2 separate regions of the Homo sapiens genome follow, and region 2 is linked to region 1. A link is an interaction called in ENCODE POLR2A ChIA-PET data of the cell type or tissue named here. Cell type or tissue: PC-3. All regions are shown on one strand. Each heading gives the region's core, and the rest is flanking DNA. Links, peaks and the distances in the headings are about the cores only.

What was found. Peaks named below come from ENCODE experiments on the same cell type or tissue, not always from the same donor. Only the 100,000 strongest peaks of a DNase experiment are listed, where the experiment ranks them.
Region 2: POLR2A ChIA-PET joins it to region 1 with 5 read pairs; 9 of 35 experiments call an interaction of 5 or more read pairs at or near these places.

What each region holds. Positions count from the first base shown.
Region 1 is chr2:9,009,592-9,018,310 of GRCh38, forward strand. It overlaps the pseudogene HMGB1P25. Among named protein-coding and RNA genes, the nearest start is that of MBOAT2, 10 kb to the left of the region's middle. In PC-3, for the core only: no CTCF peak of the experiment used is centred there; no DNase peak of the experiment used is centred there.
Region 2 is chr2:9,063,976-9,072,694 of GRCh38, forward strand. No RefSeq gene overlaps it. Among named protein-coding and RNA genes, the nearest start is that of MBOAT2, 65 kb to the left of the region's middle. RefSeq lists an enhancer at 6,969-8,168. In PC-3, for the core only: no CTCF peak of the experiment used is centred there; no DNase peak of the experiment used is centred there; H3K27ac peaks cover 1,227 bases.

The DNA of each region.
Region 1 (8,719 bases), core at 3,179-7,178:
AATTTATTTTCCATTTGAAATCAAATAGTTATTCCCTCTTATTTACATTCTCATCTAGGCCTAAAATACTGTTTATCACAAGACAGTTGTTATTAAAACCACAAAACATTAAGTTTAAAGGTAAACCTATCATGAAAGAGATATTGTTCCCAAGGAAGCTTAAACCAATTTATTATTAAATTTACAAATAATGGGTTGCCACTTCCAAAGTGAAGATGTAGATCAGGTGGAAATAACACGAAAGGAGGGTCCTTTATTAGATACTTCATCTGAAGTTTTGTCCTTAACTTTGTTGAGGCATCGGGTGGGGAGGGTTACATTAATAGAAAGCAATAGATAAAGAAGTTGGGCACTGGAATGAGAAATGAGACTGCCTTAAGTTCGAGGCCTTCTTATTTGATTTGGGGAAAGTTACTTAACCTCCTTGGGCCTCAATCTTGTCATCTATAAAAAGGGAGTAATAATGATTTGTTGTGGTGTTCAAATAATACACTTAATGCTTGTCACATTGTAAGTGCTCAATAAATATTAGCCATCATCACCTTCATCAGCAGCAGCAGCACCTTCATCATCATCATCATCACCATTATGTCTTACAGCATATGGTTACATTTATCATCATAGGTACCATATGCTAGATAGAAGGGTAGATTAAAAACAAGTTGTTACATGAGCACAGGGAGGGGAACAACACACACTGGAGCCTGTCGGGGGTTGGGGGATGGGTAGGGGGAGCATCAGGATAAATAGCTAATGCCTGCTGGCCTTAATACCTAGGCGATGGGTTGATAGGTGCAGCAAACCACCATGGCACACATTTAGCTATGTAACAAACCTGCATGTCCTGCACATGTATCCCAGAACTTAAAACAAAATCTAACAAACAAACAAACAAAACATAAGTTGTTGCTTTAGTCAGCTTATTCCTCCAGATTGAGGGGGAAAAAACACTGAGGGCTAAAATATAGGGTATAAAGAGTACGTTAAGTGATTTAATAAATTCCTGGCCTACCTCACCTGAAAGCATTAACAGAGTTTTGCACTTAACGGAAATAAATTGGGCGACAACTAGTTTTGAACATTTTCTTCTTAAATGCTGGAATATACTGTGGTTAGATATTTTGCTTTTAACTGTTAGTATCTATTCTGAACCTTTACAACCTACACAGTAGGAAAGGGATTTTAAAAGGACAAACAGTAACTCATATAAAGATTTCATGGATAAGAACTAAGCAATTGAATGCATAATTTATAGTTTGGAGTACCATATTACTTTGTGGCACATTTAAAATTGTTACTCTGATTGATTATTTTGAAAATTCCAGGCACCATTAGATTTCATCCCTCTGCACAGTATTTCTCTAAATACCATCTCTGAATCCACAAATATTTATCTTTTTTTGGTTAGCATCCAGCTGGTAACCAGTAAAATGATCCTACATTATTCTAGGACAGGAGCCAGGAACTTGGTCTTATTGCATAAAGCTACTCTATTCCTCTTTGTGTGAAATATATTCCACTACTGGTCCCTAGATACTTATTTAAGAGAGCACTTAAAATCGCTCCCTTTGGAGTTGCCTGAGTGTCATTGAGAAATAAATCAAAAGACAAAATCAACTCAAGTATGTCTGATACAACTCAACAAGGCAGTGTATCTCAGTGGGGTCCCAAGATCTTCTTTATTAGAATCACTCAGTATGCTTATTTAAAATCCAGATTTCTGGGCAAGTCAACACATAAAGAATCAGAATTTTCTATGTCAGAGCCTTAGAATCTGCATTTTATTAGTGTTCATGGGTAATTCCTAAGTACCCACTGAAGTTTAAGAACTATTGCCCTGGGCCCTTAATATATCGTATTCTATTAAGAACTTCATTATAATTAAGCAAATAGAAAAATAATTCATATATGCTGATTCATATGCCATAATAAATAATTTAACTAGGTTTTATTGTGTCTTTCCAATTTACAAATAATCCACAATCCTTTCTCTATGTTAAAATGTTAAATTCTCTAACAATACATCAGTACTAATAACTATGACAACTAACATTACTAGATCCATTTTCTAATGTAAATAAAATAAAAATCAAATGTCCAGGGTTCTTATTGATTATGTGTAATAAAGATATAAATATTCTTGTATATTTCTGAGTAGCTATGATTTCTTACAAATTTCAGAAACCTGCCAGCTTTGAGATCCTGCATTTGAGAGCCAGCATTGGCTGGATACACCATGCAAGTGATAGAGCATTTGGACCAGGAAGAGAATTTGGAAGTAAAGGGAATTGATGTAGCACAGTGTTCAGTTTTAAGAGCTTCATCTAGGTGAAGACTCATAAGTAATATACATATGGTATAGCCAAGGTCTTTTATGAAGGAAAAGTAATCACAGACAAAAATTGTCAAAGAAGAAAATGAAAAAAAGAAGCAATTAAGAAGTTTTAGAACAGGGCTGGCATTTTTCTCTTGTTTTTATTGTTTGGATTTCACTTTATTTGTATTAAACAATTTTAAGAGGCAAATAGCACTATAAGATTTTAGCAAAAAAAGAGAAGTCCCTGTTCTATCTTTTCTCATTCCTAAATTTTGCTTCCTATAGTTAACACTTTCAACTCTTTTTTTTCTCTCTCTCTTTTTTGAGACAGTCTTACTCTGTCACCCAGGCTGGAGTACAGTGGTGCAATCTTGGCACACTGCAACCTCTGCCTCCCAGGTTCAAGCGATTCTCCTGCCTCAGCCTCCCGAGTAGCTGGGATTACAGGCACCTGCCACCACACCCGGCTAATTTTTGTATTTTTTTTTTTTTTTTTTTTTTGATAGAGACGGGGTTTCACCATGTTGGCCAGGTTGGTCTTGAACTCCTGACCTCAAGTGATCCACTACTGTCTCCCAAAATGCTGGGATTACAGGCATGAGCCACCTTGCCTGGCCAACACTTTCAACTCTTTTAACTATTTCTATTGGAATTGACCTTCACATTTTCTGGGGTAAAAAAAAAAAAAAAGATGTTTATAGTGCTATTTCAGGACTTTTCCATTTTAAACATTGTACATTGACAACCTAACTGTGGATGATGAGAATAGAATTATTTTCCCATTCTCCTTTCAACCTGATTCTCCTAATATATTACTACTTTGGGCAAAACAAATATTTAGTGTTTCCATTATTATGAACTCATAGATATTATTCAGAGAGGAGCCACATAGTATATTATGATTATGTTTTCATTCCTCTACAACTTCGTGTTTTTCCTGGAGCTAACAGTTGCCTTTCCTTAATCATTCAGTTTTCTATGTAAGTATCATTAATTTGAATTCATTTCCAAATCCTACCACAGAACTCTAGAACTCCTATCAACATGGCCAGGTGCACAGAGTGATCTATTAGTTCTGTGTTTTTCTGGGTATCCTGGACCCCTGTGTTCTTCTGCTTCACTCTGTCCTGGCCACTCTTAAGCCCTAAAGCAAGCCTGCAGCCAAGGATTTTCCTTTGGTGTGATGGAGGGATTCCTTTCATTCCTCTCCCATAATGGGACACCTGGATGTTACACACCCAGGAACAACACCCAGTCCCACCGTAGGACTGCTCTAATAGTAATCCCACAGCCCCCGCCACTTGCTGTTTGGTACGTAACAACTCTAGGGACCAGATAGTACATGCATTGTCAATGGCGGTGAAAATTGGTTTTAGGAGATTGGGAGTAATAGATATTTATATAGTACATAAATAGGTAAACAATATATCTATGATCTTCAAATTTCGTGGGTAGGGTGGTTAAAGGAAAATGTTTCTAAAAAAGCTCCACAGAGGAGCAATAATGAAAGAAAAAAGGATGAGAAACACAGATAGCAGAGCCTTTGCCGCAGGTGCCCCAGAATATGTACTACCTCTGTGTGGTTACCATTTCTTGTCTCCAATGCCCAAATCTCTCCTGGGTGAGTTTGCCTGATGGACCTCAGTGACATGCAGAGCTGCTGCTGCAAGGGAGCCTGGGAAATACAGTTTTTTCTTTCTAGTGTCTAAAACAGAGGAAAGCTGTTAGGAAGGGGATGAGGGAGTGGGTGTTGAGTGCACCAGTCTGTGATATCTGCCCAAGATGGGTCTAGAATTTCAGATTGAAACCCTCATCACTTAGAATTTTGAAGGCATTGCTCCATTTTCTTATAAGTTCCAATGATGCTATTAAGAAATGTCATTTTAATTTCTGATTCTTTAGATGTGACCTGGTTTTTAATTTTTCTTCCCTCTCTAGAGATATTCTTTTTTATCGCTGATGTTCTGAAATTGTAGTGATCTGTCTTAGGTGGGCCTTGGCTATTCATTGGGCTGGGTATTTTGTGGACTCTTTGGATGTAGAAACACAAGACCTTCAGTTCAGGAAGTTTTTCATGTTTCTTTGATAATTGTCTTCTCTTCATTTTTCTGTTCTCTCTTTGTGGAATTCTTATTTGTAGGATAGTGGGCTTTCTGGGTTAATCCTCTAACTTAACTTTTGTCTTTATTTTCCAGCTTTATCTTTTCTTCTATATAACTTTCTCAACTTTATCTTCCAACCTTCTCCTGATTTACTAATATTTTCTTTAGATATTTTTCATTAAATTGTTCACAAAAATATATACATTCCCCTCATTGAAAATTCCTGCAATGAATATAAGTAACAAAATGAAATAAGAATGAAATAATGTTTCATACCCTTAAAAAGTTTAAGTTATGAGAAAGGGGGTTTGTTCAATAAAAGAAACAATAAATAAATGTGAACAAGCACCCAGAACACATCCAAATGTCTATGCAAAGACTGTTCCCAACAGCTATCCCACTGCACGTTATGGTTTATGTAACTCCTCAACCAACCACTTATGAAATGTAAGTTAAGAAATATGAGATCTACCTCATGTTTCTGATTTTCACAATATCAGTGCCAAACTCATACCATCTTCACTAACTCTAAATGTTGAATGTTTCCAAAGTGAAAAGCAAACAATTCTTATAACCTGCTGAGCAGATTTTGCTGAAATAGTGAATTTCACTGTACTTAAGAAGAATTTGTTGGCCAGGCGTCGTGGCTCATGCCTGTAATCCCAGCACTTTGGGAGGCCAAGGTGGGTGGATTACTTGAGGTCAGGAGTTCAAGACCAACCCGGCCAACATGGTGAAACCCCATCTCTACTAAAAAAGAAAATACAAAAATTAGCCAGATGTGATGGCGCACGCCTGTAATCCCAGCTACTCAGGAGGCTGAGGCAGGAGAATGGCTTGAACCCAGGAGTCGGAGGTTGCAGTGAGCTGAGATCATGCCACTGCACTCCAGTCTGGGCAATAGAGTGAGATTCCATCTTAAAAAAAAAAAAAAGAAAGAAGAAGAAGAAGAATTTGTTGCAACTTATATTAAAATAGCATGAATAACAAATAACACCAAATAAATATCAGCAAGAGTAATGCCTACACATATTAAAGTATCCATTTAAACCATGTTCTAATTAAATAGAATGTCCACTAAGTCAATTTTATATATCATTACACGTAACATGATATCAAAGAATATGACTTTATCTATTAGGCATTTCCAAATACCTATTCCCAAATTAATATTTATGCACTTGTTAAGACTTACAGTTTACTTAGAAATAAAACAGAAACAAACACACATGCATTTTTATAATTTAAAATATTTCATGTTACACATGAGCAATGTTCAGATTTAAGTTTTAAGCCAAGTTTACTTTTTCCTAAGTTGTATTTATGCCAAGGCTTTCTTACAAAAATATATCTTATGTGTATAAATTGGACAAACTTACAGTAGTATTTCTAATGTTCAATTTGAGATGGGAAAACATAAACCTATTCTGAATAAAGATATTTGTCAAGGTTTGGGGTGTAAACATTTTGTCAGGCAAACAATTTAGTAAAAAAAAAATTGACCTTCATTTAAAAATATACGCAATCTCATAATAAGCCCCTGGACTTCCAAGTTGAAATACAGCTTGCATTTCTAGCGAAGACATATGCTTTATTTAAAGGGACAGGGTGAGTTATAAATTCACCAACATGTTGAAAATGCATTAGTTTTAAAAAAGCCAATACTGCTTCTGAAATGTAGGCAGTGGGTTATAATGTGTTCACAAATTTCAGAAAATATTGCTTCTCCCCTTTGATGATATTCCTGTAGTAAGTAAAATACAAGACTTTGACTCTGGTCAGTGGTCTCATTTGATGGCCGGGGTAATATATTTGATTTTATATATACAAACAAGCATTTCCTCCCCAGATGTCCTATTCACAGTGTCAAAAATTATAGTTCTATTTAGAAGTAATAGTGATAGAGCCAGATGAACCATCACTCCTTGTTGCTAACAAAGCAGAAATTCTGAACAATGTTTTCACCCATGGCTATTTTGATATCTGTAAGAGCTTCGGCACAAGCTAAAATTCTCATCAACCTTTAAAAAATGGCAATGAAAACAACAACAAGATCAATCATGGAAACTTCTCCACTATTCCTGATACACGTTCAATCAACTAATACAAAGCAAAGCTCAGTGATGCAGTAGAGAGAGACCAGGCCTCCAGAGTGATGCAGAATTATGCAGAAGAAGAATATTCCTTCTGCGGTCATGACTATTCCAATTTACTATGAATGTCCCCATCTGGAGAACAAAACAAACCTGATTCAACCAGAATGGATAAGCAGAGTTAGCTTTCATGGTCCTATAATATTAGGTGACACAGCTTTGGTCTTTAAAATTTGCACAGGTGACAAAATAAAATAAACTCAACAATATAACCAGATGGCTCATTCAGTTGCTGGAGAATAGTTTTAAATGCATGTAAAATTTATTAAAGTAAAATTTCTCTAAGTATTGATTATTATTCACTGATTCATTTATTCACAAAATATTTATTGAGTTCCTAAAATATCAGATACTGTGTTAATCACTGGGAATATCAGAGTGAACAAAAATGTCAGGTCTCCAAAGAGTGGAGTATCTTTATGTTTACTGAGGAGATTATAGAAACATATCGAACAGCGTTTCTGTGAACTACAAACCTCATTTATCACGTTTAACCACCACGCACATGCCACTTCCACTTCATTCTAATACACACTCTGAAAGGTCTGACAATTGGGAAGCATGGTGCTCCAACACAATTTTTATTATCTAAAATGTTTCTAAAGATCATAAATAGAACATAAGGTACATTTTATTCCTACATCAGTGGGTTGAATCTTTTCAAAAACAGCTGAAATCTTTTAAAAATTTGATGTGATAGTACATTAAATAGGTGTAAAATAGTGGTCAAATTAAAAGAGAACTTACTTTAATCAATGAAAGAGAAGGACTCCTTTTATGTCCACTATTTTGTTTATTTTTTTCTTTTTCTTTTTTTTTTTTTTTTTTTTTTTTTTTTTTTTTTGCCCTTCCTCTGTTGCCCAGGCTGAAATGCAGTAGCACAATCATAGCTCACTGTAACTTCAAACTCCTGGGCTCAAGTGATCCTCCAGCCACAGACTCCTGAGTAGCCGGGACTACAGGTAGGCACCACAGTGCCTGGCTAAGCTTTTAATTTTCTTTTTTGTAGAGACGGGGTCTCTTCCTGTTGCCCAGGCTGGTCTGAACTTCTGGCCTCAAGTTACCCTCCTGTCTGGGCCTCCCAAAGCACTGGGATTACAGGTGTGAACCACGACACCAATCCCCCATTATTTTCATATTTCAGTAACAAAATGTGTATTTGAACCAGACTTCTTCTTATAGCTTCAATGTGAAAACACAATTTTGATTACTCTCTCACTATATTTCTGCAATTTTTAGCCCTGAAGGGGAGGGAGAAAAAAGATTGAAACTCTATGGGCCTTTGTTCAAAATCATTAGTGGCAAAAATAAGGTAAGACATAAGAAATGAAGAATTATTAAATGAACTTTAAACTTCCAGGAACCCAGGGCACACTTAATTACCTTCACCAAGTATCTTGCAAATGTATTTCATGAGCCACAAGGGAAACGGGTGGAGTGTGGACAGACTGATATAAAACCAGCTTAACCGCTGAAAAAGACAACCCAAGCGTCTGGGGTCCCGGGTCTCAGCTTGTCTGTGCCTCTATCCAAAGTCATTATCACGACATCTATGGTACAGAAAAATTTCGTCAAATGAAATAAGGAAAGGATCTATGAATGGTTCAACAAATATGTGCAAAATGTCACTTCTAAGACTCTTGGACACCCCCCCAAAATTATTGTTTTTTTTTTTTTAACTTAGGAGCGTTTGGAATGTCAACAAAACAGCTGCAACTTTTTTTTTTTTTTGCAATTATAGAGTGGTATTCAGAACAACAATGCTAACAGAACAACAATTATTTCCTATAAGCTGCATCAGAGACAACTGAAGATGAAAAAGCTACCATCCCTGTATATAACTAATTTGTTCTGTACACCAACAAGGACTTGCTTTACATTTGCCTGTCAATTTACAATCCCCATACTGTACCAGGCAAGGCTAGTGGCTATTGAAAATACCACCAAGACAGGGTTATTTAAAGACATATTTGGTAATGTAACTGTACAAAAAAAGACACTGTACAGTTTAAAAACAAATCTTACACAGCCTTATATTTCAGAGTTTTTTTCTTTAAAAGGAGTGAATTATGTACGGGGTGGTTAAATGCTTTATAGACAAGGAAAAACTGCACTAAAACCAACTTAGTCATCATCATCTTCTTCAT
Region 2 (8,719 bases), core at 2,876-6,875, 54 kb after region 1:
AAGACATATCTGGTTTCCTTATCCATGCAGCAAGACACTAATATTATTATAAATTTATTTTATCTAATTTAATGTTTACTTGGCATGATACCCTAAATATTTTACTTGTTCAATTTTCTAGTGACATTAAAAAATAATTTAAACACTAACATTAGACGGAGACCATTGTCATTACCATCACTTGGAATCCTTTGTCACCAAAGAACTCTGGCAGCAAAGAGCCAATGATAGAAGTGATGGGTTATTGAAAAGGGAATCCATCTTTCAGATCGATGCCATGCCTGGATGATGCTTATGGTGTCCTCCAGCACCGAGATTCTGTGTTCTCTGAGGCACACAGAAACTCTAAAATCCTATGCAATGCTGTAGTAGATTAACTCCTGCTCTTTTGCTTCTCCATCACCATCTTGGTGTCATTTGTAAGTAAATACTTGAGAGGCAGCATTACCAAATAAGGAAACATCAGTTGTTAAATTGTGGCATCCTAGGTCAAAGAAAAACCTACTCTAAGATTTTTATTACTTCAAAAGCAAACAAACAAGCCTACGTGTGCCAGGCACCCCTCATTCTCTACTTCAAATCATCTTCCTCAAGCCACTGCAGCAGAGACCAACTTTGCCCTCGTTTTGACTAGCTTCACACAGGTACCATCTGACAAAGTCTTACCTAAAGCACCCACATGTCTCACCTCCCGCTTCCTGCCTATCACTTGCTGGTGGGCGAGAACTGTGAGAATCTCTTCATTCAGGCATGCACAGCCCACAAGTGTGGGGGCTTAACACTCCACTAGACCAGTGGGGTACAGGAGCCAATAAATACATGCTTCTCCCTTTGAACCTTGTGCAAAGTCCTGAGATGCATTCCCTCAAAGGTCTCATGATCCTCACATGTCGTGATCCCATGAGACTGGGAGCTGGTTGCCTCTAGTGGTAGCTGTTGGGGAAATATAATTAAAATCAAAATCTCCCAAACCAGAAATCTTCTCTACAGTGGTAATATAGGAAGAAAACACCTTTACTAATGAATAAGAAACAAACTAGAATATCATGCGCATCACCGGCAATCCATAAGGATTGCAAAGGCAGAAATAATGCTCACCTCTTTATGTACCCAAGCATATACGACCCATCACATACATGTTCTCAAGATAAACAATAAATCATCCTCAAGTAAAAGGACTTGACAGCACCATTTGCCACATGTAGTTCATCCTCTTAAATTCATCTGGTAATTGTGGTAACCATCTAGGTTAGCTTATTAGCTTTATCCAGTGGAAAAATTAATTTCTTATATGTTTATAACATGAGACAGTTTTGAAAATTAGAGCAAGGTGCCCACCAAAATTAGGCTCCTATCCTCCCAAAGGAGATAGAGGAGATATCTCTTTTGATATTTGCATTTCAAGAAGATGGCTCTCAAGCTTCCTGGATCATAAAGCTGAAAACAAAAATGGCCAGCTGACTAAAGCCCAATCTAGTCTAATAAGGGATACATTTTGAGGAGAGGAAAATATAAATTTACAATTATAAATTTTCTAAGGAAAGGTGTCTAAGAAAAGGGGGTAGGGAAGAAAAATCCCTTTCCTCATTTTCAACAGACAGAACTAAGCCCCTTATTTTAAATTTGTATTTGTTCTTACACAGTCAACACAACAACACATCCTTGTGCTGGCTTCCCCTCCTTCCCTGTCCACCATTCTTCCCTCAACTCTGCTCCCTGGGAATCATTTAACAAAAACCCACCAACCATGAAAGCCTGCTTGGTGGGAAGTTCTAGGAAAGACCCTCTATAATGAAACACCATAATCAAAACTAAAAGGCAAAAAAAAAAATTGGATAAAATATTTCTCATGAAGGAGGGGTGAAGAATTAATATTACTAATGTATTAAAAGAGTGTACAAATAAGAAAGATACTAATCCCCAAAAGAAAATTACAAATTTAAATTACAAATCTTTTTTCCATCAGTTTTTAAACACTTTTAAAAGGTGATATTGTATTTAATCAAATCTAAGATTCATTAATGGTAAGATGCACCACATGTTATAAGCCATTATAAAAAGAAAAACGCTGCATATTAAACCAGAGCCAATAACCCATTTTTTCACTTGATGTGCATTTTCATTTCATTCACTGTATTCTTTAGCTCCAGAATTTCTGTTTAGTTCTTGTTTTATGATTTCTCTTTTTTTAAATTAAACTTCTCATTTTGTTCATGTGTTAGTTTTTCTGATTTTTTGTTGATTTGTCTATCTGTGTTCTCTTGTAGCTCACTGAGATTCCTTATAACAATTACTTCAAATTCTTTGTAGGCAATTCATAGATCTCCATTTCTTTGGGGTTGGCTACTGAAATATTATTGTCTTCCTTTGGTAGAGTCATGTTTCCTTGATTTTTTTCATGTTTCTTGAAGTCTTATATTGCTCTCTTTGCACTGAAGAAGAATCAGTTACCCTTCCAGTCTTTACTGACTGGCTTTGAGAGAGAAATGCCTTCACCAATCAGCTGAGCTAGGGATTCTAGACCTTTTCTATGAATGCATCTGCTCCACACCTCTTGTTCCCTGTACAAATGAGGCAGAAATTCTTAGGGTCATAGGCCTTGTTTTGATCCCATAAAGCCAGGCCAGGGATTGAGAGCCTCCTGTTTGTTTTCCCTAGGGCAGTGCTCCGAAATGTTCAAGTTTGTGTGCCTTCTCCCAATCCTGCAGAGTCAAGCTGGTGGTCTATATGACACACTTGCACTTCCCATCTGCAGGGGACACTCAGGGAGCCAACCTGCCGGGGGAGGGATAAGGTATGTGGAGCATTTGGGATGATGTGGGTCAGCTGAGGTGGGGGGTCCACAGGTGAAATGTTCTAAGTGGCTGGTAGTTGGCTTCCTAATAGACTCCACATAGCACTCAATAGGGTCCCTGACCTCTCTTCCCGTGTTTCTGGCCACTCAGCTGTACTGATTACCTCTGGATGAGATGAGAAAGAAGTGAGCCTCTTGGGTACCATCCTGCATGGCTGGGGGAGTTGGGTGCTCACTTGGAGAAGAGGTGATGTGGGTAAAGTGAAACTGTTTTTCTTACCCTCTTCAATGCATCTATTCTCGAATTTTTTGCTCCAATGGTATGCTGGAACATCTCTGCTGGACTCAGACTCTCACAGAGGTCCATGGGTAATTGTCAAAATTGATGCTTCTGCAGGGAGATGATGGTAGAAAGCTCCTATTCCACCATCTTGCAGACATCACCTATGTCCCAAATATAAATTAAACACTAGCTACTGCAACACTTTGATGGGATGAGTACCAGCAACATACAAGTGTATTTTTGTTTTTAAATAAACTTTTATTTTAGAGGAGTTTTATATATACTGAAAAATTATAAAGATAGTACAGAAGGTTCCCATATACCCCACACAGTTTCCCCCATTAATACCATACATTAGTAAGGTACGTTTGTCACAATTAGTGAACCAATATTGACATAATATTATTAACCAAGTCTATATTGTATTCATATTTTCTTAGCTTTTACCTAATGTCCTGTTTCTATTCCAGGATTCCACCCAGGATACCACATTATACATATTTAATTGTCCTGTGTCCTTAAGCTCCTCTTTGCTCTGAAAACTTATCAGACTTCCCTTGTTTTTAAAGTCCTTAAAAGTTTTAAGATCTGGTCAGACATTTTGTGTACTGTCACTCAAGTGAGATTTGTCTCATTTTTTTTTTACATGATTAGACTGGGGTTTTAGGTTTTGGGGAGGAAGACAATACAAGTAAAATGTCATTTTCATCACATCGTATCAAGGATACATACCATAAACATGATTTATCATGGTTGATGTTGACCTTGCTCACCTGGCTGAGGTTTTGTTTGTCAAGTTTCTCCACTATAAAATTGCCCTTTTTTCCTGTTTCCATGCTGTACTCTTTAGAAGAAAGTCACTCTATGCAGCCCACAATTACAGAGTAGGAAGTTATGCTCCACCTCTTTGAGGGCTATATATATATATGTATGTAACTATTTGGAATTCTTCTGCACAGAAGATTTGTCTCTTGTTTATTCGACCATTTACTTATATCAGTATGGATCCATGGATATTTATTTTATACATAGGGTTATAATCCAATGTTACTTTATTTATTTTCTTGCTCAAATTATTCCAGCTTTGGACATTGGGGGCTCTTTCAGTTGGCTCCTATGTCACTATGACATACCCCCATCAATGTGGGTTTTTTGCTTTTATTTTTATTACTTCCTTGTTTTCTAGCATTATCAGATACTCCAGAATCATCTTGTATATTTCTGCCCAGTTCTAGAACGAGCCCTCTCCCCTTAGAATCCCCCTAGGAATCCTTTTTTTGAAAAATGGTATTAGAAACCAATATCTGGGCACTAAGTATGCTCATTACTACTAGGGTCTTTCTCAGCCAACAGAGCAAGGAAATACATGTATGTATACTAAACTATGTAAATACATTTAGCTATAAATATTTCTGTATGTAACAATCTGTATTAATATTAAGCTAAACATAAGTTCATACTGATGTCTCCAACTCTACTCTAATACCCCAGGGATCATTCTAGCCTCCTCCCCTTACTTATCTGTAAATTCCCACTCTAACAGTGAGAAACCTGGCTCCCATTATGTCATCTACTTATTCAATCATTCAATTCCAGTATACATGGATAGAAGTATCAGAATTATTACCCTACCCCTATAGGAAACAACTTTATCAACAAGAATACAGTATTTATGTACAGTTCCCTTTGCCTTTATTCATAGATACTCCACTTGTTTCCAGAGTTACTTAGATCACCACCTGTTTCCTCCAGCCCTTCAGTGAAATTCCTTCGTATACATGTATTATGGTTATATTCTTTTTCTTACATTCTGTATTCCATCTTGAGATCCCATGATCTATTAAATGATTTTTGCATATATCAAAGTCCATTTTTTGCATTGTACAGCCCCATGAGTTTTGACAAATTCATAATATCATGTATCCATCATTACAGTATAATACAGGATATTTTCACTGCCCTAAAAACATCCTTTGTGCTTCATCTTTTTAAACTCTCCCAACCCACTTGAATCCTTGACAACCACTGATCTCTTTACCATCTCTACAGTTTCGCCTTTCCAGAATATACGTAGAGTTATATATCACTTTTTCAGACTGGTTTCTTTCATTTAGTAATATTCCTTTAAGATTCATCCACATCTTTGCATGGCATAACAATGCATTCCCTTTTATTTCAGAATAGCATTCCATTGTATAAATATACCATACTATGTTTATCTATTTAGCTGCTGAAAGCCATTGGTTGCTCCCAGTTTTAGATGAATCTGCTATAAACATTCATGTACATGTGTGGATATGAGTCTTCAAATCAATTGGGTAAATACCCAAGAGTGTGATTAGTGGATCCCAAGGTAAGACCACGTTTAGCTTCGTAAGAAGCTGCCAAAATGTTTTCCTAGGTAGCTGCAACATTTTGCATTCCCATCAGTGATGAATGAGAGTTCTTGTTGATTCACATCCTCTTCAGCAAAATTTACTCTGGCTATTTAAACCAAATGTGACGTTATTACAGGATAGCAGAAAGCTCAGAGAACTCATCTTTGGGAGCACTAAATCCTAGGCCCTGTGGCTCACTGCCAGGAATAATGCCCACTGTGCCGTAGAAACTGCTCTAGCAAAATGTGACAGACACTATTGCTCAACATGAGGTCTGCACACAGGTGTTCTTCCACCACAGCCCTTGAAATCCATATGCTGCCTCTTCCACCCCTGCCAGGCAACCCACACACACCCCTGTGCATGGTGACCTACTTATGTCACCCACCTCCTCTGAGGCTGTGTCACTGGGTGTATCTGAATCTATGTCCCAAGTTTGTAACTGTAGCCCAAAGGCATCTGTGAATGAGAGTCTTCTGGCTTCTGCCTTGCAAAGGTAGAACTCAGAAAGTGGGAAATTACCAAGTTATCCAAATATAGGAATGGTGTTCAAAGATGTTCTACATCTTTGACACCTGTCCATTATAGACTGTCACTGCAATGTATAATAGCAAAGACACTAGGATACAACCTAAATGTTCAGTAAAAGGCCATGGTCAAACAAAATGCAAACTAGCCATGAGAAAAAATATGAAACTAGAAGAAAATATGTTTTCCAAGGATTTCTACTGATTTTGAAATACAGTATACTCATGCTATGAGGTTACAGGGAATAAAGCAGTATGCAATTCCGTATATGCAGATGATCCAATTTCAAAAATAAAATTCCCTGTATGTATAGAATGAAGCCTGAAGAATATAACACGAAATACTGATGATGGGTTCCACTGAGTTGATTTTACTTTTCTTCTTACTCATTTTTTAATTTTCAAGTTTTCCACAGTGTATTAATTAAAAAAAAAAAAAGCATAACGTGGCTAGGTATGGTGGCTCACACTTGTGGTCCCAGCACTTTGAGAGGCCAAGGCAGGCAGATCACTTAAGGCAAGGAGTTCGAGACCATCCTGGCCAACATAGCAAAACTCTGTCTGTACTAAAAATACAAAGAATTAGCTGGGCATGGTGGTGCACACCTGTAATCCCAGCTACTCAGGAGGCTGAGGCACAAGAATCACTTGAACATGGGAGGCAGAGGTTGCATTGAGCCAAATTGGGCCACTGCACTTCAGCCTGGGTGACAGAGCGAGATTGCCTCAAAAAAAAAAAAAAAAGTGTTATCCTCCCTCTACCAAAAAGATTTTCATATACAAAAGCTTTCATAGTCCTAAAGAAGATGCCATCCCTCACTGAAATATAATTTACTTAAAGGTTCTCATGGATTTTAAAATAAAATCAATTATAACAGATTCTTTAAAGGAAGAAGTTGTTTTAGCATTCTTTATCAGCATGTATAATTGATTTGAATTTCTTCACTATAGAAAGTTTGACTCAAGCTCTTACTTGCTAGGTATAAGATATGGGTAAGCTGCTGTAATAAAAAGATTCTAAAACACAGTGGCTTTAACAACTTAAAAGTGTATTTATTTCTCCAGTGATAGTCCAGAGGTGAGCAGTCCAAGATTAGCAAGGTGGCTCTGCAATGTGAGGTTATTCCATGACTTGGGTTCCATTCCTCCGGTGTCTCTGCCACCTCCTAGGGTGAGGTCCTCATGGCACGGTTGAAGCTGACTCACCTCCATTCATGTTCATGCTCTGGCCTATTGGAGATGAGGAGAGAGAAACTTCAGGTCATTTCACTTTGTCTCAGAGAGGATGACTCAGAGGCCATTCAGAGCACTCCTGTTCACGTCCTGTCTGCTCAGGCTTAGTCACGTGGCCACACCTAGCTGTAAGAAGGCTTGGAATTGTAGGGTCTAGTTGGGTGGCCATGTGCCCTGCTAACACTCAGAGGTTCTATCCTTACATGCAAGAAAAGGAGAATGGGCCGGTGCAGAGGAGCACCCCTGCAGTCCCAGCTACTCAGGAGGCTGACGTGGGAGGCTCACTTGAGCCCAGGAGTTTGAAATCAAAATAGTAAGACGCTGTGTCAGAAAAAAAAAAAAAGAAAAGAAAAGAAAGAAAGAGACGGAAGGAAGGAAGGAAGGAAGGAAGGAAGGAAGGAAGGAAGGAAGGAAGGAAGGAAAGAAGGAGGGAGGGAGGGAGGGAGGGAGGAAAGTGTGAGCCACCGCGCCTGGCCAGTCGATTTCCACTCTTAACTGGATTCAAATCATCGTGGGAATTTGAACTCTGCACGTGTTAGGGCTGCACCCCCTGAGATTCTGATTCAGTTGATCAAGGGAGGTCCTCTTTCCTAAACACCCTACTTCCTGCTTGCCCTTCCCAGCCTCAAAGAATCCACTTCACAAAACCATTCCCTTCCTAAATCCTTAATCTCCAGACTCTAAGTCCTTCCTTTCTTGGACATACAGCAAATCCCCTTCAGGGCATAGACCTTTTAAACACAAAACTCTGAATGAATCATTTCTAGGGTGTCCAACTCAGTCCTGGAATATCCTCTTCTATTCTTTCAAACAGTAAAGCAAACAAGTGGCTCTCCCTCCCAGGGAAAGGAGAGCTCAGGCTTCCAGAGGATGAGAGAAAGTATTTCATTTCTTCCAGATGGGTCGATAGCAACAAAAACAAATTGAAGATAAATATCAATAGATCTCCATCCTACATCAAATTACAAATACATCTCTATGCTACCAATATGTTATGGGCTGAATCGCCCCCCTATCCCCCCACCGCCCACCATTCATGTGTTGAAGTCCAGACCCCTAGTACCTGACTGTGACCTTATTTGGAGATAGGGTCTTCACATAAGTAATGAAGTTCAAATAAAGTCATTCGGGTGGGCTTGATCCAATATGCCAGGTGTTATTTTAAGAAGGGGAGATTAGGACACAGACCCAGAGAAACCCCCACGTGAAGACACAGGGAGAAAGCCACCTACAAGCTCAGGAGAGAGGCCTCGGAGGAAGCCAACCCTGTGGATACCCTGATCTCAGACTCAGCCTCTAGATGGTGACAGAATAGATTTCTTCTGTGGATCCACCATATGGTATATATACATATACTGTAGGCACCCAGTCTATGGTACTTGTTTATAGTAGCCTTAGCAAACTAATACAATATGACTTCTGAGCATAAAACAGACATTGTAGTGGGAGGCTTATAAATATTTGCTGCTTTATTGTTATTGATTATTAACAGAGGGATTTAGCT